Regions from separate parts of the Homo sapiens genome. Here region 1 is linked to region 2. The links are chromatin loops, found by intact Hi-C in ENCODE. Cell type or tissue: A673. All regions are shown on one strand. Each heading gives the region's core, and the rest is flanking DNA. Links, peaks and the distances in the headings are about the cores only. Region 1 has its middle 60 kb from the start of TRPC7. Region 2 overlaps TRPC7 (transient receptor potential cation channel subfamily C member 7).

The links. Peaks named below come from ENCODE experiments on the same cell type or tissue, not always from the same donor. Only the 100,000 strongest peaks of a DNase experiment are listed, where the experiment ranks them.
Region 1: a loop joins it to region 2, with 7 times the contacts of the local background. A loop is called at or near these places in 54 of 110 quality-filtered maps.

Annotation. Positions count from the first base shown.
Region 1 is chr5:136,420,841-136,429,910 of GRCh38, reverse strand. It overlaps the pseudogene HNRNPA1P13. Among named protein-coding and RNA genes, the nearest start is that of TRPC7, 60 kb to the right of the region's middle. In A673, for the core only: CTCF peaks have their summits at 4,632 and 4,832 (motif pointing right); a DNase peak (open chromatin) is centred at 4,870; H3K27me3 peaks cover 5,007 bases.
Region 2 is chr5:136,245,410-136,254,479 of GRCh38, reverse strand. It overlaps TRPC7 (transient receptor potential cation channel subfamily C member 7), which reads left to right. Exons shown (of 12, transcript NM_020389.3): 6 at 2,598-2,831; 7 at 6,745-7,009. All of the region lies in intron 1 of TRPC7-AS2 (TRPC7 antisense RNA 2), which reads right to left. Among named protein-coding and RNA genes, the nearest start is that of TRPC7-AS2, 23 kb to the right of the region's middle. RefSeq lists a silencer at 2,893-3,093 and an enhancer at 2,776-3,276. In A673, for the core only: a CTCF peak has its summit at 4,620 (motif pointing left); a DNase peak (open chromatin) is centred at 4,599; H3K27me3 peaks cover 5,018 bases.

The DNA.
Region 1 (9,070 bases), core at 822-8,821, 170 kb before region 2:
TTCCTGTCACTTCTCTGACTCTCCTCTCCTGCTAAGCTGTTTCCTGGCAGTAATGAAAATCCTCGGACACTGCCATAGCTACTGCTGCTACTGGAACTGGCATAGCCACCTTGGTTTTGTACTTTGGCAAAGTATTGGCATCTACCACCACAGGGGCCAGACCTTCTTCCTCCAAAGTTTCCTCTCTTTATGCGTCCAAAATTTGAAGACTGATTGTTGTAATTGCCAAAATCATTGTAGCTTCCACCACCTCCAAAATTGCTTGCATCATTACCATATCCATTATAGCCATCCCCACTGCCACCATATCCACCACCACCAGGGCTGCCACCAAAGCCACCATGACCACTGAAGTTCCCTCCATGACCAAAGTTGTCATTCCTGCCAAAACCACCTCCACGACCACCACCAAAGTTTCCAGATCCACTTTGACCTCTTTGGCTGGATAAAGCACTAGCCATCTCTTGCTTTGACAGGGCTTTTCTTACTTCAAAGTTGTAGCCATTCCCACAGGATGGTATTTCTGAATGACAATCTTATCCACAGAGTCATGGTCATCAAAGGTTACAAAGGCAAAACCCCTTTTATTGCCACTGCTTCTGTCAGTCATGATTTCAATCACTTCAATTTCCCCATACTGTTCAAAATAATCTCTGAGGTGATGTTCTTCAGTGTCTTCTTTAAAGCCACCAGCAAGTATCTTTTTTACAGTTAAGTGGGCACCTGGTCTTTGAGAATCTTCTCTTGAGGCAGCTCTCTTTGGTTCCGTGTTTCTTCCATCCACCTTGTGTGCCTTGCATGCATGACTGCATCCACTCCTCTTCCGCAGTGGCATATGTGTCAAACCCAAAGCCCCTGGAGTGCTTGGTGTTTGGATCCCTCACTACCGCACAGTCCGTGAGCGTTCCCCATTGCTCAAAATGGCTCCTCATACATTCATCGGTTGTTTCAAAGCCCAACTCTTTGATGGAGAGCTTCTGCAGCTGTTCAGCCTCTTTAGGAGACTCTGACTTAGACACAATGACAGTCAGAAGAGGGACTTTAACAATATTTCCTCAGTGTCATCCACAGGCAGAAAGCTGTTTACCTTTTAAACGGTAAATGGTAGACATCCCATGGGGAGAGACATGAACTACATACAGAGTAAAACCATTTATACAAGGAAACTGACCCCTATAAATTAACAAGGAAACTAAATGAACTAGAAAGAACTTCCTATGTTTCCCGAGTTTCAAAAAGGAGTCTGTCCATCTGATACTAACCAAAGTCATAAATAAAATATTAGCAAATGGAATCCAGCACTGAGTTTAAATAATGAAAACTGATGTTAATGGCAGAATGTTTCCATGGTAGGAAATGCATTAATATAATTAATCACATCAATATATGGAGAGATAAAAGGAAATGACAGTTTTGATCATGGCAGAGTAGCTTCTACTGAGTGACTGAGATAGAAGCTCTGACTGCGGTGAGCCCAAGGGTGAATTAGATGAGGAATTGAGACAGCAGTTATAGAAGAGTCTTTCCAGGCTTGTAGGAAATAGCATAGGAAAGAGAGAGATGGGGTAGGAGCTTGAGACAGTGCACAGGGACAAATGATAAGTTAGGGTATGTGCCTTTTCAAGGTTTAAATATTAGAACATATTTATAGCCTGCAAGATAGGTGTCAATGTTGGGGGAATGTGTCAATATTAAAAAAGGGGAGGGGAAGGGAGGGGAGAGGAGGGGAGAGAAGGGAAGGGAAGGAAAGGGGGTGAACCTTCCAACTCTCAGTGAGTCTGATAAGGGGTTAAGAGCACAGACTCTAGAGCCAGACTGATGGGTTTGCATCCTGTCTCCATCATTTACTAGCTGCGTGTGACCTTGGGCAAAATACTTAACCTCTCTCTGCCTCATATACTCCCCTGCAAGGTAAAAATACTAATGATGCCTTCCTCATAGAGTTGCTATAGGATTAAATGAATTAATATTTTATAAAGTGCTTAGAACAATGTCTGGCAATATCTGTCAAATAAAACAAATAAAATATCTGTCTTCTACTAATTAATTATTTGTACTATTTGTTATTAATATTACCAGGTATAGAAAATGTATTATTGTATCTATTGTAGAATAGAAATTATTCCTTTCTGACTGGGTACAGAGAAAAGGATGGCAACAGGAATTGAAAAGATGCCAGATAATTAGAAGAAGAGTTGAGATCAAAGGTTGCCCATGCCACCTATGATCATCATGGAAGAGAGGCCGGATTCCCCGGAGTGTTGAAGGTGATGAGTCAGCCAGAAATCCCCAGATCCCACTCTGCCCCAGGATCATGTTGGCCATCATAACAAAACAAGGAAGGAGTGTGAAGGAAGAAGAAGTCAGAGCAGAATAAAGTGGCACCTGGGGTGAAGAGAGAGCCCAGGAGAAGAGCCAGGTGGTTAAAGAAGGACCTCCATGTTTGTTCCTTTATGCTTCCATATTATTTGAATCTTTGATAATGAAAATATGTCAATATAATATTTAGGCAGCTAAAAGAATGAATAAAGTGCAAGATGTAACTATCCAGGGAAAGCGAGAAAGGGCACACAGGAAGATCTCCCTGTATTGTTTTGTACAGCTGTATGTGAATCTATAAGTGCATCAGTAGAAATTTCAATTTAAAAAAAAAAATGATAGTGTGTTCTTGGGGGGAAAAAAATCCCTACACTGTCTTCCTCACTGTAATCTCAACCACCACATCAGGGGGACACAGGAGTATATATTTTATATGTAGAAATTAAAATTATGACAAAAGGCACACTTCTGTCTGTGCATAATATATCATGGACCAGGCAAAGTGACTGAAGCAAAGGATATTCTGACAGGCGCTTGAGGGGGAAAGGCCGGCAATCAGCCTCTCAAGGGCCTGTGAGAATATCCTTTGCTTTGGTCTCTTTGCCTGGTCCATGTGTTTTTTTGGGTTTTGTTTTTGTTTTTTGTTTTGTTTTGTTTCGTTTTTTAGCTCAGAATGTTGGTGTTGTCAGTGTGCTAAGAACTGAGCAGCATGTAAAGGTGGACAAACAGGAGCCCAGTTCACAGTATCGACAGATGAACACATTTGTCATGTGTTCATGACAGCACAACCTAGTCACTAAGAACAGGGGTTTTATTAAAAGGCAACCTTTAGATTCTAATCTTTCTACTGCCACTTACTACCTGTGTGGCTTTGGGCAATTTTCTAAACCTCTCTGGGCCTCTATTTCCTCATCTGTAATAATTAGACTATTACTGTATCACCTTATTTGAAAGAAGAAATGTCGGGAGTCTTCATGATAAGCATGGCAATTAACAAGTATGTTGATATTGACTACTCTCAAAACTTTTTGAAGATAATAGTTAAGGAACAAAGGATGTATTACATGCAAGCCCAAAGAAAACAGAGTAGGCAAAAGGGGAGAGTGGCATCAACAAGATTTTTGGAATATCGAAAATTGCTGAAGTAACAAAGTAACAGACCAGACTGAACAGAGGAAGTTGAAACCTAAAAATGTCTACCCAGACTTTCTTGTAAAATCCAAGTATAAAAGAATTAAAAGGTATTTTGGCAATCAAGGTTCTCTCTTTAAAATGGGACCTAAGACTCAAAGAACAGCAACTTGCTCAGGGAGACATGGCAGCAAGAAGCAGAGCTGGAACGAGACCAGATTAGATCATGACATGCCAGAGAGAAGCAGCAGCATGTGCAAAAATATGGGTGCAAAGTGTGACCAGTCATGCTGCAAACTGCAAGTCACTTCATTTGGCTGGAGTAGCAAGGGCATGAAAAATACGAAGAGGAAAGGGGCCTGACTGTACTGTGGACACCTGTTACACACTGTTTAACCATTACTAGAACCCAACCAACAACCAGCTCTGGAGTCTTTCTGGGGGAGCCTGAGCAAGATACTGCAACCCACTGAGCCGTCTTCCTGGTCTGGCTGCTGATGACCTAACTCAAATCCTAATGCTTTGCCATTAGGTATTTCTTCTTCCTTGATATGATATCTAAGCAGGAATGTCCGGTGCACTGACCAAAGTCAGGATCTTCTGTTTTTCCTAGTCTGGGGCTATAGAAGTCTGCAGGAAGATTACTGAGATGGGAAGAAATGAAGAGGGAAGAAAGGAACTAGATGGAGCACTTCAGCATCTCCACAGCCAAATAACCTTGGCAGACTGTTTGATTTTTCCAGAAAGTATCTGCAAAGGCAGAGACGCACTGCAGAAGACAGCGACATGAAGGAGGCCACTTTTGATATCTTGAAACTAGTGGAGGTTCAGAATGAATTTGCTGCTCCTCTGGCCCCAGGTGACAGAGCTGTTGGAAGCCTGAACGGAGTTCAGCAAATTAATCTTGCATATTTTATGGGTCCTGAATGCTGCATTCCTGATGTTGATTACCGACTCCACCAGTGAAGGGGGGATTTGTTTTATGGTGATTTCAATTACAGATAACTGTTATACCCAGAATCACACAGCAGCTGCTTGTAAACCAGAACTTGATATGAACGCAGGCTGTCGAAGGCCAAGGACTGCCCAGAACATGCTTTTAATTTAAAGCTGATGAGAAATAGCTGTTTCTAGAGAAAGAAGTTCTGTTCTTTTCATGTTTTGTGTGCTTTGAATTCAGTATAACACAGAAATGAAATATGACAGCATTCATGCTTAATGCGCCTTTCTGGTTTTCTACTGGGGATAACCGGGATTTTAATATTGTTATCTGGTGGGCAGAGAGAAATGACCTAGCAATCCTGACACCCCCAACTTGGATTCTCTGCGTTATAGAATAGGTTCCTGGCTTCATGCAAGGGACTCGGGAGGATGCCTATGCATGACACCTAGAAACACCAGGGGGCGCTGCAGGGTGGCAAAGGGCCTTCAGGCATGCAGGCTGTCTAGGCAATGAAGGCCTTTTTCCTTGTCATGCTTGGCGACTGAAAGACAGCCTTCCTCTGCTTAAGCCACCAATGTGTGCATAGCCAAGGGCAGCAGGCTAAGCATCTCCATTTGAGAGACCAAGTCTCAGGCAAGTGGTAGCCCCATCGCAGAGGCCTAGAGCATCACAACTGCAAAGGAGCAGGCGTTTAGTATAACCCGGCATTTCACTGAGGGGAAACTGAGGTCGTGGGGGCAGGTCAAGGTAACAGGAAATTGGAATCTCACCTTGGACTAAAATCAGACTTCAGTGCTAATTTCAGAAACCCATTATTTTCATTTTCTTACTGATTCCTCATACCAGAGTCTGAAAAGGCAAAATGTTTGAACCTTTCATCTCTTACATTTTCCATCAAATCATCTTGAAGAATGCCACACTGTTGGGTTCTCTTTTCTGTTTTAAAAACCTGGTGGTCAGCCCTGTAGGTATCCCGCCCCAGGAACAATGGTTTACAGTAAAGGAGAATGACAGACTCAGCCCTGTCACCCTCCAGTGCCAGTGTGTGTAAGTGTACAGAACAAATTTATTTCCCTGTGTCTACACTTGCATAGGTTTGACCCTGTGCACATAAGTCCTAACCCCTCCCAGCCTTTTTCTTTCTGGTCCAAAGAGTACTCCCTGCATTTTCCATTCCACAGGCCTGGCATGAATCCCACACACTAATATAATTAATTTTAATTTTTATAAAGAAAAACAACGTATTGTTGAGATTTGTGGGGATCCCCATGGAAACCAGGAATCCATATCCTCACCAACCCATGACACACATCAAAGTAACTATTTTTATACCTAAATGATTAGCATTTAAGCCCTGTTTATAGAAATCTCTCTAGCAAATTCCCAGTAATTGCTCCAGGCTCTTCCTCTCAGACCTCCTTGTCTGGCCAGACACAGCTGCTGCTTCTTCCTAGTCTGGCTGCTGATGACCACATCATCCCAGCTTTGGGATGAGGACATTTTGCTTTTCAATTTCTCATTGCACAGATTTAGGGAAGCATACATCTTCCCAAAAGGCAACTCCATTCTCCTGGAGCTGGCCATTGCAAAGGCCCATGGGCTCTGCCTCACACAGAGTGTGTAGAGAGGCTGGTCCTTGTGCACCTCCCAGCCTGTCCCCGATGGCGGGACCTGACTCATCGCCTCCACCAGGATGCTCCAGACATCTTCATGCACATTGTCTCCCAAGCCCCTCTGCACTCTTGGCCCCAGATTAGGAACATAGTCCTTCTATACCCTCTATCCAATGCCAGCAACCCTCCTGCTCTAGAATTAACTTCTTCTCAGGTTGACAATGGAAACCTCTACTTCCTCAGGAAGCCACCCGCAAGTGCACCCTGGAAAAAAAAGTCATAAAACCCAACAGTATCTGGCTTTTTACTACAATAAATAACAGCCCAAAGCTGGGTATGGTGGCTCACGCCTATAATCCCAGCAATTTGGGAGGCCAAGGCAGGCTGATGACCTGAGCTCAGGAGTTCAAGACCAGCCTGGGCAACATGGTGAAACCTGTTTCTACAAAAAATACAAAAAATTAACTGGGCGTGGTGGTGCACACCTGTAGTCCAGCTACTTAGGAGGTTGAGGTGGGAGGATGGTTTGAGCTTGGACGGCAGAAGTTGCAGTGAGCAGAGATCGTGCGTACCACTGCACTCCAGCCTAGGTGACAGAGCCAGATCCTGTCTCAAAAAAATAAATAAATAAAATAACAGCCCAAGAACTATAACAATGGTCCAATCTACCCTGCCTAAGCTTGACCCTGGTCCTGTTCATAGTCTTTCCTCACCGGAAAGAGATGAGTTCAGACAGGTGCCCCTCTCGCCCTCATCTGGTCCTAGCTCCCTTCTTCTGTCAGCAGATGCCAGAGTGAGAAGACACATGTGTTTTCTAACACTGGGCATGGGCAGGTCAAACACAGAGGTAAGAACAAAACAGAATGAAACTGAACAAGCTCCAGCTCAGAGAGGACACACTGCCAGCATTACCAGCTGTCTTTTCAGAACAGAACACTCAGAATCTCAGTTTGTAGGACTTCCATTTTGTTGTTTGGTACATGTGGGAGCTTCCCCAAGAAAAATGAGGTGGTTTTTAATTACCCAACATCTGCATGACTGGAAGCCCCTCCCAACCCCACCGGAGAGAGTGCTTGCGGAAACGTAGGAGGATCTACCCCCAAAGACAAGTTGCAGTGTTCATTCAAAAATGTGGAAATTGCCTTCAACTCCTCAAATGGCAGCATCTCCAACTTCTAAAAAATATATAGTACCTGCCATATAGTACCAATGCATACCTCTGATGCATTCAGAGGACCCTCTCAGTGCAGATACCAACATGGATGTTTCTAGGCTTCTTAATCCACAAGGGGTTCTCTGCAAATGCAGCTATGTTTAAAAAAAAATTAAGACAGGGAACAGCATGATCAAGTATTAAAGTACAGTTTTTGGTAAATTGAAGCCTTTAGGGGAAAATGATATAATAAACATGATGGCCCAACTCAGCACATCAGTTCTTTGAAAATGCTTCGATTTTTTCTTTCCAAATAAAGAAGTGGACTTCCGGACCCAAATTAGTAAGAGATAAAAACCTACTATTGTATTATGAACAGCCAAGAAAGGGTGAGTTCTGCATTCAACAATGCGCGAAATATTAAGAGGGCACTCACCTAGTTTCAGGCACAGGAGAGTAGAATCTCACCATTGAGACCACACTACCATGTGATTTGAGTCAAGGCCACCCTGTGAGCTCCACCTCTACTTCCCCTGGTGCCATCATTTCTCTGGGCAGCACCATACTACTGGACATATCAGTGGCTCTGAAGGCCCCAGTGCCAAACCCAGATGCTGCTGCTCTCTGAGAGGTCCCTGGGTGCTCAAAATCGCAAAAGATCATGAAGAGGTGTGTGGGGAGTGGCATGGTTTATATGCTCTTGGAGGCGGGGTTCCTATGCTCTCAGAGGGGCCCAGAAGCAATGTTCCTTGGTCACTTCCCTTAGAGCCCCCTCCAGCAGCCTGCTCACCACAGACCTCAGTCATCCATCAGACAGAGCACAAGATCAGAGATAAACAAGGAAGAAGGTCTTTTCATTGGATAACACTTGACACTTCTCAAGTTTGCCCTGCCTGGTTCCTCTGCCGTTAGGATAAGTTCTCTCCAGGAGGCTCCTTAGTGCCTGGTGCAATGAGAATTTCGGCTGGCTCACTTCCTGATCTAACAGATACACCAACTTGTGCCTGATGCCCAGTGGGCATTAAGCTCCATGCCCCCCAGACATAGATGACACACCAGCCTGGAGGGTAGAGCTACTATGTCTGCCCTGTGCAGTCATCCAAAATGTGCCCACACTCACTGGCCTCCTGCTTCTCATTTTAGTACCCATTTCTATCTCAGGGCATGACATCTGTTGGTGGAATTGACTATTGTTTAACGATAAGGTTCAGAACTCAACAACCAGGATGGCGAAGAAGATGGCTGGCCGCTGGGGCATCCCTTCTGCCAGCTGTTGGGACTGCATGCCTTAGGACCCTCTTCAAAGGGAGGATGAGAGCTGCTCATTCTCTTACTCCTCTCTACTGATTCTCTGTGAGCCACAACTTACATTGGTTGCTGCCTCGGGAAGAGTTGAGATCCTACATGGATCCTCACCTATATGGTGAACTGAGCACAGTGCCTGGCACACAACAAGCCCTGACCCAAGCATGCCCACTCTCCAACATGTCCATTCATCCAGAGAGCTCTTGAATTTCTTAAGCCCTCCTGGGTAACATATACATGCAGTCCCAGGCTCAAGGAACTTAGAATATAAGAGATACACAGACAAAGCTGCAGAAACCCTTACTGAGATAAATATCAGAAGACATCTTCAAGGAAAGCAACTTCCAGTGTAGCCAGAATATTCGCCTTAGTGCAAGCATAGCCACGATCCTGGGCATGTGCTTTCAGACCCTGTTTCATCCATTTCTTTGATGAATTTAATTTTGCCCCTTTTATTGATGAGATCTGGGTGCACTTTAGTTTCTGCCTGGGTTGACAAGGAAATGAGTTGATGAGGTATAATCTTCCAATAAAGAAAGTACATATGGGAGCATATGTTAGCTCCGTAAACCAACAATCTCCATTGTAACCATTGAATGATTATTT
Region 2 (9,070 bases), core at 373-8,372:
TTTCACTTATAGAGCACAGGAAGAGTCAATTTAGCATAATTCTTAAGGGCCCTAGGTTTGGAATGGTACATGAACACTGGCTTCAACTTAAAGTCACCAGCCGCAGTAGTCCCTAACAAGAGAGTCAGCCTGCCCTACACAGCTTTGAAACCAGGCACTGATGTCTACTCTATAGCTCTGAAAGTTCTAAATGGCATCTTCTTTCAAGATAAAGCTGTTTAATCTACATCAAAAATCCGTGGTTTACTGTAGCCACTGTTATCAATTATCTTAGCTAGATCTTCTGATAACTTGTTGCAGCTTCTGCATCAGCACTTGGTGCTTCACCTTGTACTTTTATGTTATGGAGATGGCTTCTTTCCTCAAACCTTATGAACGAACCTCTGCTAGCTTCAAACTTTTCTTTGGCAGCTTCCTCACCTCTCTCAGACTTCATAGAATTAAAGAGAGTGAGGGTCTTCCTCTGGTTTGGGCACTGGCTTAAGGGAATGCCATAGCTGGTTTAATCAATCACTCATGAGTTCACTGGAGTAGTACTTTTAATTTCCTTCAGTAACTTGTTCTTTGCATTCAGAACTTAGATGTCTGGCACAAAAGGCCTAGCTTTTGGCCTATCTCAGCTTTTGATACACATTCCTCACTAACCTTAATCATTTGTAGCTTTTGATTTAAAGTGAGAAATGCAATGCAACTCTTCCTTTCACTTAAAAGCTTAGAAACCATTGTAGAACTATTAATTGGCCTAATATCAATATTGTTGAAATACTGGGAATAGGAGGCCCGAGGGGAGGGAAAGACAGGGAAACAGCAGGTCAGTGGAGCAGTCAGAACACACAAAACATTTATTGATTAAGTTTGCCATCTTATATGGGAGTGGTTCATGATACCCCCAATCAGTTACAATAGTAACATCAAAGATCACAAAGACCACTGGTCACAGACCAACCATAATGAATATAATAATGAAAAGGTTTGAAATATTGTGAGAATTACCAAAATATGACATAGAGACCAAAAGTGAGCACGTTATTGGGAAAATGGTATCAATAGACTTTCCCAACACAAGGTTGCCACAAACCTTTAATTTGAAAAAAACACAGTCTCTGTGAAGCACAATAAAGCAAAGTGCAATAAAACAAGGTATGCCGGTAATTTAAAATAATTTAAATAGTAATAATTTAGTAATCAGTAAATGTGAAGGTATAGAATAGCATTATTCAATAGAAATACAGGGCAAGCAACAACCATGAGCTATATAATTTTAAATGTTCTAAAAGCCATATTATAAAGACAAATAGGTGAAATTAACAACATACTTAACCTATCATATCCAAAATATTAATCACTGCAACATGTAACTGATGCAAAAAATTATTAATGAGATACTTTACATTCTTTTTTCATAGTAAGTGTTTGAAATCTGGTGTGTACCTTACATTTACAGCACATCTCAAACTAGACACATTTCAAGTGCTCAGTATCCACATATGATTGGTGGCTATGGTATTGGACAGTACAGGTCTAGAAGGATACTCATCAACTATTAGCTCAGGCTACCTCACAGGGATGGCTTAGAGCAGCGGTCCCCAACCCCTGGGCCGCCAACTGGTACCAGTCTGTGGCCTGTTAGGAATCGAGCTGAACAGCAGGAGGTAAGCGGTGGGCAAGCCAGCATTACTTCCTGAGCTCCAGCTCCTGTCAGATCAGCAGCGGCATTAGATTCTCATAGGAGCCTAAACCCTATTGTAAATTATGCATGTGAGGGATCTAGGTTGCCATCCTATGAGAATCTCATGGCTGATGATCTGAGGTGGAACAGTTTCATCTGGAAACTATCCCACCCTCCACCCCCACTCCAACCCCACCCTGTGTTAAATTGTCTTCCATGAAACTGGTCCCTGGTGCCAAAAGGGCTGCTGGCTTAGAGGAAGGCTGGGGAAACTAGTAACATTTTGTTTATATACTTCTATATTGTTTAGTATGTAACAATGAGGACATATATCTTTAAAATCCAATAAGTTATGAAAGAGTAAGAAAAAATCTAATAACCCTAAATTAATGCTCATGACACAGAAATACAGAAGCATTCTAATCTGGGATTTAAAAACAAAACAAAACAAAACAAAAAACTGGGTTCTATGTCCAAAAAAAACCATAGTTCTAGGTTCTTGGGGCATTTCTGTAGAATTTGGGGCATGGAGTGGGGGGACCTTCAGAAAGCCCTTTACAATTCCTGGACCTCAGTTTCCCTATATTTAATTTAGGACTAATTGATTCTTTAAGTTCTTAAAGTTCTTAAAGTGTATAAATGTCAGCAACTGTATTTCTCCTATATTCCCTCCAAGAATCTATCAACGAATGAAAACTCTCTCCTCACTTGCAGAGACAGTGTGTTCGTAAGCACAAGGCCAAGTCTCTGAGTCTCCTGGGTCTAAATCTGCCTTTGAAAACACGTTTCTGTCTGCCTCTGGCTATCGACGGTCCCAGCTCCAAAGAGCTGATATTTACATTTGTACTCTGGTTCCCTCCATGACCTCATGCGGTCACAAATGCCAAGAGAAACGAAAAGTGAGCCTGGCCTTCTCCTTCTCCCACAGGAATGATTTGGTCCGAATGCAAGGAAATCTGGGAGGAGGGGCCACGGGAGTACGTGCTGCACTTGTGGAACCTGCTAGATTTCGGGATGCTGTCCATCTTCGTGGCCTCCTTCACAGCACGCTTCATGGCCTTCCTGAAGGCCACGGAGGCACAGCTGTACGTGGACCAGCACGTGCAGGACGACACGCTGCACAATGTCTCGCTTCCGCCGGAAGTGGCATACTTCACCTACGGTGAGTCGGAGAGTGCTTCCCCTACTCCATTTTGGCGCTTCCGGGACGTGGGCCTGGTGCTTCACTGTGGCTGGTGAACTTGTAACGCTATTTGTAATCAAGTGGCCCATGATTTGTAACACAGCCGACTTTGGCAGTTCCACTGTCAGTGCAGAGCATCCTTTCCACCTCAAAAAAACCCTTGGTCCTGGAAGTGTAGCCAGCAGAATAGAACGTGGAATTAGTGACTTTGAGAAATGAATCTTTTTGTGTTAAGGGTGAATTTGTTTCTGAAAGGCCCTTGGGAACATTTCTGTAGTTTGTTTGTTTTTAAGAAACGTCTTGTTTCTGATGTGCATCCAGGAGCGCTAAAGGGATATGTATATGCGGAAGAATTTTCCTTCTATATTGGATCCCTGTGTTTTGTGCAAAAATAAATCCTGCTTTCCTAGTTATTGCTTGGTGGCAAGATACATTCTTAGAAGATACCTTAATTACCTTAATTCTTGCAAAATGCAAAGGCTTACAGTTTGATGTAGTAGATTGAGACTTTAGGAATACTAATAATAGTTATAACATATGTTTATTGAGAACCTACTATGTGCCAGGAATTGTGTAGACATTTTATACACACAATTCTAATTCTTGCAAATAGCCCGGCAAAAAAGGGTCCTTCTTTTGTCCCTATTTTAAACATGAAGAATCAGGTTTTTATAGCAGGGCTTATAATGTTTCCAGAAAATACAGGATTGCCTTGTATAGCAGGGAATCCTGGCCTGACATGATTTGAAAATCATGCTGAATAGCATAGTGGTTATGTCCCCAAGCTTTGGAGTAGAAGAGACCTGGATTCAAATCCTAGTTCGGTAGTTTACTGTGAGATCTTGTTTACTTAACTTTTCTGAGCTCTTTTTTCTCATATGTAAAACAGAGATAATAATACCTACATCAAAAAGTTTGTTTTGAGGGCTGAATAAAATAGTGTATGTGAAGCGCTTTGCACTCTGCTGTGAAAATAGTAAATGCTCACTTAATGGTAGCAGCTATTATCTGCTTACTTATTTTAAAATAAGTTATGTCTTACTACTACCTTTTGGGTCATTTTCTTGTTCAAACACTGTAATTTCTGTACTGAAACAGAAAGATGTTGAAAGTTGAAGGAACAGTAGATACTTGTTAACAGTAAAAAGCAGCTGGACACTTAGTAGGCAATTGCTAATGGTAGCTACAACATCTTGAAGGGATTGAGTGTTGAATGTCCCTGTTACATGAAGCCAGATGGCTCCGGGACCACAGAATCTTTATGGTAAGATACAACAATGATTCTGTGGTCAGGTACAACAATGATCTGCAGAGGGTTGTTCGCTTAACGCAAAAGTTGAGTAACTGCCCGTTTTCAGTGTAGATTATGTTACATGTAAATGTGGTAGGGAAATCTCCATTGAGAAATGGAGAGTCTTGTAGTATTACAAGTCATCCACCCACCCACCCTCTGCCATTTTGGGGTTTGGCAAATTCAGACTTTCTTAAAGCAAAATAGCTTGGATATTATCCTCTGTCTTGTTAGGGTTCATCAAGGAAGGAAGAGAGAATATTGATGCTGCATTATGTACTTTTCTTAATGCCAGGATTCAGGCTGCAGTATTGTCCACTTCTGACTTCTGTTGCTTTATGGGTTGTATTAAGGTCTCACCCAACCCAAAGCATAGTACGTTATTGCTCTTGTATTTGCGGTTCACGCTGTGCCCTTGGAAATCCTTTGGATTTCTGGCTTAACTTGTGCTCCAGTTACAGGGCAGGAGAGCCCTCTTGTGGCCAGCTGGACGGTGGCTCCTTCCAACCTCTACAGCACCAAATGCGCAGATAACAATTTTTCAGGTTGTGATAGGGCAATTTTTCTCTTGGAAATAGCTCTAAGGAGAAAACCCCTTTGTCCAAATCATCACAGTGCTGTTCATTCTACACTCATCACAACTCTTTACAAGTCAGTTGAAATATAATATTTTTCAATATAAGTCCTGACCTAGTCACCAGGATCTGACAACAGCTAAATCTATCTGAGTAGATTATAAGAGTGTCTTGTTATTGTGACTGAGGTTTAAGATGGTGAGCTAGAGGCCGCAGAAAAAAAGAATTCCTTTTTGCCTTCTGTTTAACGGGAGAAGTTATGTCTTATTTTATCTTATCCAAATATTTATCCATAGAAGATGACAGATATATTGGAAAACATGTAATTTATTCTGCTTACTAGTCTTTCATGGTTTTTTGAGGTATGACCTTGATGAGAACATAGAATCTGTAATGTTATTATATTTCCAAATGCAATTTAGAATCACTCCATGAAACTTTGTGGCCTGGCTTCCTTTACTAAAGGTTTCTTACTGCTCTCTATTATTATAATTATTTAACAGAGTCTAGTTTTGAAAATAAAGAATAAAAGCCTTCCTCTTCAATCTCCCTTGGAATGCCACGAATTGCTATGTAATATCCTTGCTATCTGCATTTACCGGTCTCTGAAAAGGACCCCATACCCTAAATCCAATCTTAAAAATGGCAATAATGATATCTACTCTACAGGGCTGTTGTGAAAATTACAGCTAATGTAAGTGTAAGTGCTAATTTAGGTTTCTCAATGCTTCTCAATTAATATTTCACTCAGCATTTCTCAATAGGGACACTATTAGCTTTTCCAGCAGGGCAGTTTTCATTGTACAGATCTGTCTGGAGCATTGCAGGACATTAGCATCCCAGTAGTACTCCTATTCAGTCACTTTGACAACCAGAGACACCGCCACACATCCTCCATGAGAGAAGTGCTGCCCTCACTTGAGAATCACTGACATGTAATAGACAGCTGATTCGTGATAGGTGCTGCTCCTTGTACCATTAGAACTGCAATAGGAACACTTTGCAGGTTTGCTCTGCAGCAGAAATACCCATAGGAGAGCTCAGGCCCTTGTGGTCACAGTGACCACAAGCAGAGCCTTCCCAGCTCAGGATCAGTCCTAGGACCCTTGCCTACCTGGAACAGGGCTGTCGTGGCAAACCTGCCTGACTGGTCACCACTTTGGGGCCTTAGCTTAATCAAGGAGCAATATCCCAGCACACAGTACCTGAGGAACAAAACCCAAGAGTATTTTTTCAGGCAAGATCCTTTAGATTCCTGGTCCCCATGTGAGCTTATTTGTTCTGACCTGTGTCTGGTCTAAACTTGTGGTTAAAAGTCTATTCAGTCATTTGACAAACACTTATCTGTACCTGCTGTGTGCCAGACCCTGTGCTGAGCACTTTACATGTATGATTTCATTTCATCCTCTCCACAGTCCTGTGAAATGGATATTATCCATAATTTAGAGAGGAGGAAAATAAAGCTCAAAAGGTTAGTTAGTTGTCTCTCAGAGTCATGTGGCCAGTAGGTGGATGGGCCACATTCAGCCTCAGGGATGTCTGACTCCCAAGTCCATGCTCTTGCCCATCTTATTCCTCGCGCTGCCTCCCCAGTGAGTGGGACAGCTCCTGAGCATGGAGCTAAACACTGGTGAGGGAGACAGAATAGCAAGTGGCCTGGTGAGTGCCAAGACATGGAGGGTGTACAGGATACAATGAGAGCACAGACGGAAACTGGGAACCTGCCCAGCCCGTGGTGGGGGTAAGGGGGATCACAGAAGGCTTCCTGAAAGAGGTGATGCCTGAGCAGAGTCTTAGAGGAGGATTAGGAATGAATCATACTTCGAAGTGAGAGAAGAGTGTTCCAGGCAGATGGTCCAGCACATTCCAAGAGGGAGGGTGGCAACTTCTGGATATTGGGATTAATTTAAGGACAAGGACAAGAATGGCAAATGATGCAGTTGGAGACCTCTAAAGATGCCTAACTGGTTTCTCTTCTAGAATAGATCCTGTGGCCTCGTGAGTAACCCAGATTGTTTTCTTTTAGCCAGGGACAAGTGGTGGCCTTCAGACCCTCAGATCATATCGGAAGGGCTCTACGCGATAGCCGTCGTGCTGAGCTTCTCTCGCATTGCATACATTCTGCCAGCCAACGAGAGTTTTGGGCCCCTGCAGATCTCGCTAGGGAGAACTGTGAAAGATATCTTCAAGTTCATGGTCATTTTCATCATGGTATTTGTGGCCTTCATGATTGGGATGTTCAACCTGTACTCTTACTACCGAGGTGCCAAATACAACCCAGCGTTTACAACGTGAGTATCTGAGAGCTTTCCCCTGAGGTTCTCCCTGGGCTTCCTGGGAATCCTTGGGAGTCTCCTGAAGGTGGCTTCTTGCAGAGACTGCTGTTTCCTTGCTATCTCTCAAGGTTAAAGGCAACTTTATTCAAGGGTGGTTTAGAGTTCAGGTTCTGGAGTTGAACAGATGAGTTGAGTTAAATCCTCACTTTGCCACTTACATTTCGTGTGACCAGAGCATGTTCCCATTTAGAAAAAAAAAAATCACATGTAGGAATGCTACGTTTTCTAGGATTTGACATTCTCAGCAATCAGGAATTATTTCATAAATGGAAATTTCATAAATGGAAAGACCACTACTAAAAACAGAATGCCATTAATATAATGTTGTCTTTTGTTTCCAAAGTTGATAGACTAGAGTGATGTGAAAATAATAATAAAAGCGAGATATTTTGTGGTGGTAAACTTTGGGGGTAAAGTTAGGACTGCAATCCATGAGTTATCTCAGGGTAAACAATGCAGCAGCAAGCATGCTGGCGAGTATTCTTGGGGCCAAGGGGAAATGGGTTAACATCTCTGATACTTCATTTTCTTGTTTTTAAAATGGTGATAATAATAGTACCTTCTTCATAGAGATTGTGCAAGGATTCAGTGAGATGATGTAACTCACGTAGTAAACTCAATATGTGGTAAAAAAAATTATTCTTACTGTTATTATTGTCTTAGCCTGTGTTGCCTAGAAAACAGAACTCTGGGTAAAAGTTGCATGCTAACACTTTATTAGAGTGAGGGAGTTGCAATCTAAGGGAAATAAAACTGAAGGAAAAAGGAAAGTGAAGAATGGGAAGAGGGGAAGCAAGTACAAAGTGCTGCTGCATGAGAGGTGTGTGAAGTGAAGATGGGGAAAGCAAATCCAGGCAGCTCCCTGGCCACTGCCCACCAGAATACACAGCATGGGCATGATGGACCTCTCCAGGGGGACTATCTGGAAAGACCACATCTCAGAATAGCCCATCAGGCTGAGAATAGAGAATTTATCATCCAGATCAGTCCCATCTGCTGTCTCTCATTAGTCACTCCATAGGACGTTAACTCACCTACACTTCCAGGGAAGCCCTGGGGAAGCCATATCCACACAGCATGGGAGGCAGGTCTGCGAGTGGTTGCAGGTCACTGCTCTCCATGCCTGGCTGGGCAAGCCAGGTCTTGTGTGTGGACACCCAGCAAGTCCTGCAGCATCATGTGCCTCTGCAGCAGGAAGGAAAGCCCATGTGAGAGAGGCAGGAGGCATGCAGCCTGAGCATGAGGCAAGACACTGAAATTGGGGTCCAGAAGTAGCTGCTAGGGGTGCTCCAGAAAGCAGGCAGAGTAACACAATGGCATGCACATCCCCCACCGTGGAAGTGGTGATGGAGCTCTCTAAGCCTGTGTCCACAAAGATCCAAAGCTCCTCCCCTGGGGATGGGCACGGGGCAGGATGCCAGATAGTCTCCTGGAGGGCCAGCCATCGGTAGCACCGAGAAGGGTCTAGTGGAAGAGTGTGGAAGACCTGAATATACTTCCTGACACAGGCATATACTGGCCGGTGAACTTAAGTCATTTGATTTATCTGAGCCTCTGTGTCCTCGTCTATAAAATGAAAATAAGGTTTCCCACCTTATTCACAAATACCTTTATGGATAAATGAGGATGTTTACATAAAGTGCCTGAAACACAGAAGTGTTTCCAGTCCATGTCCTGCCCCAGACCCACTCAGTTCCAGAACTTCTCCTTGCCTTCACCAAGCTCTTGGCCAAAGTCTTGAAAGGAGGATAGTCAGGTTTTCAGCCTTGTGGAATCCCAGCACAGCAGCCAGGATCAATGGGGCTAAGCACTTCCTGACACTTGTCCCCAGGAAGCCCTGAGTGGCCTAGAATGTCAGTTTTCCAGCTAGTAGAAATGGCTCTGATCCCTGCCCCTCAGACTCCCTGAGCAATTTCCAGGTTGCAGCAGGGCCTCATCTTACTCTTCTGGAGAAATCACCCATTAAGGTAAGATACTTGTCTCTGAGAACCAAGTACAATGAATTCTGTGCCACTT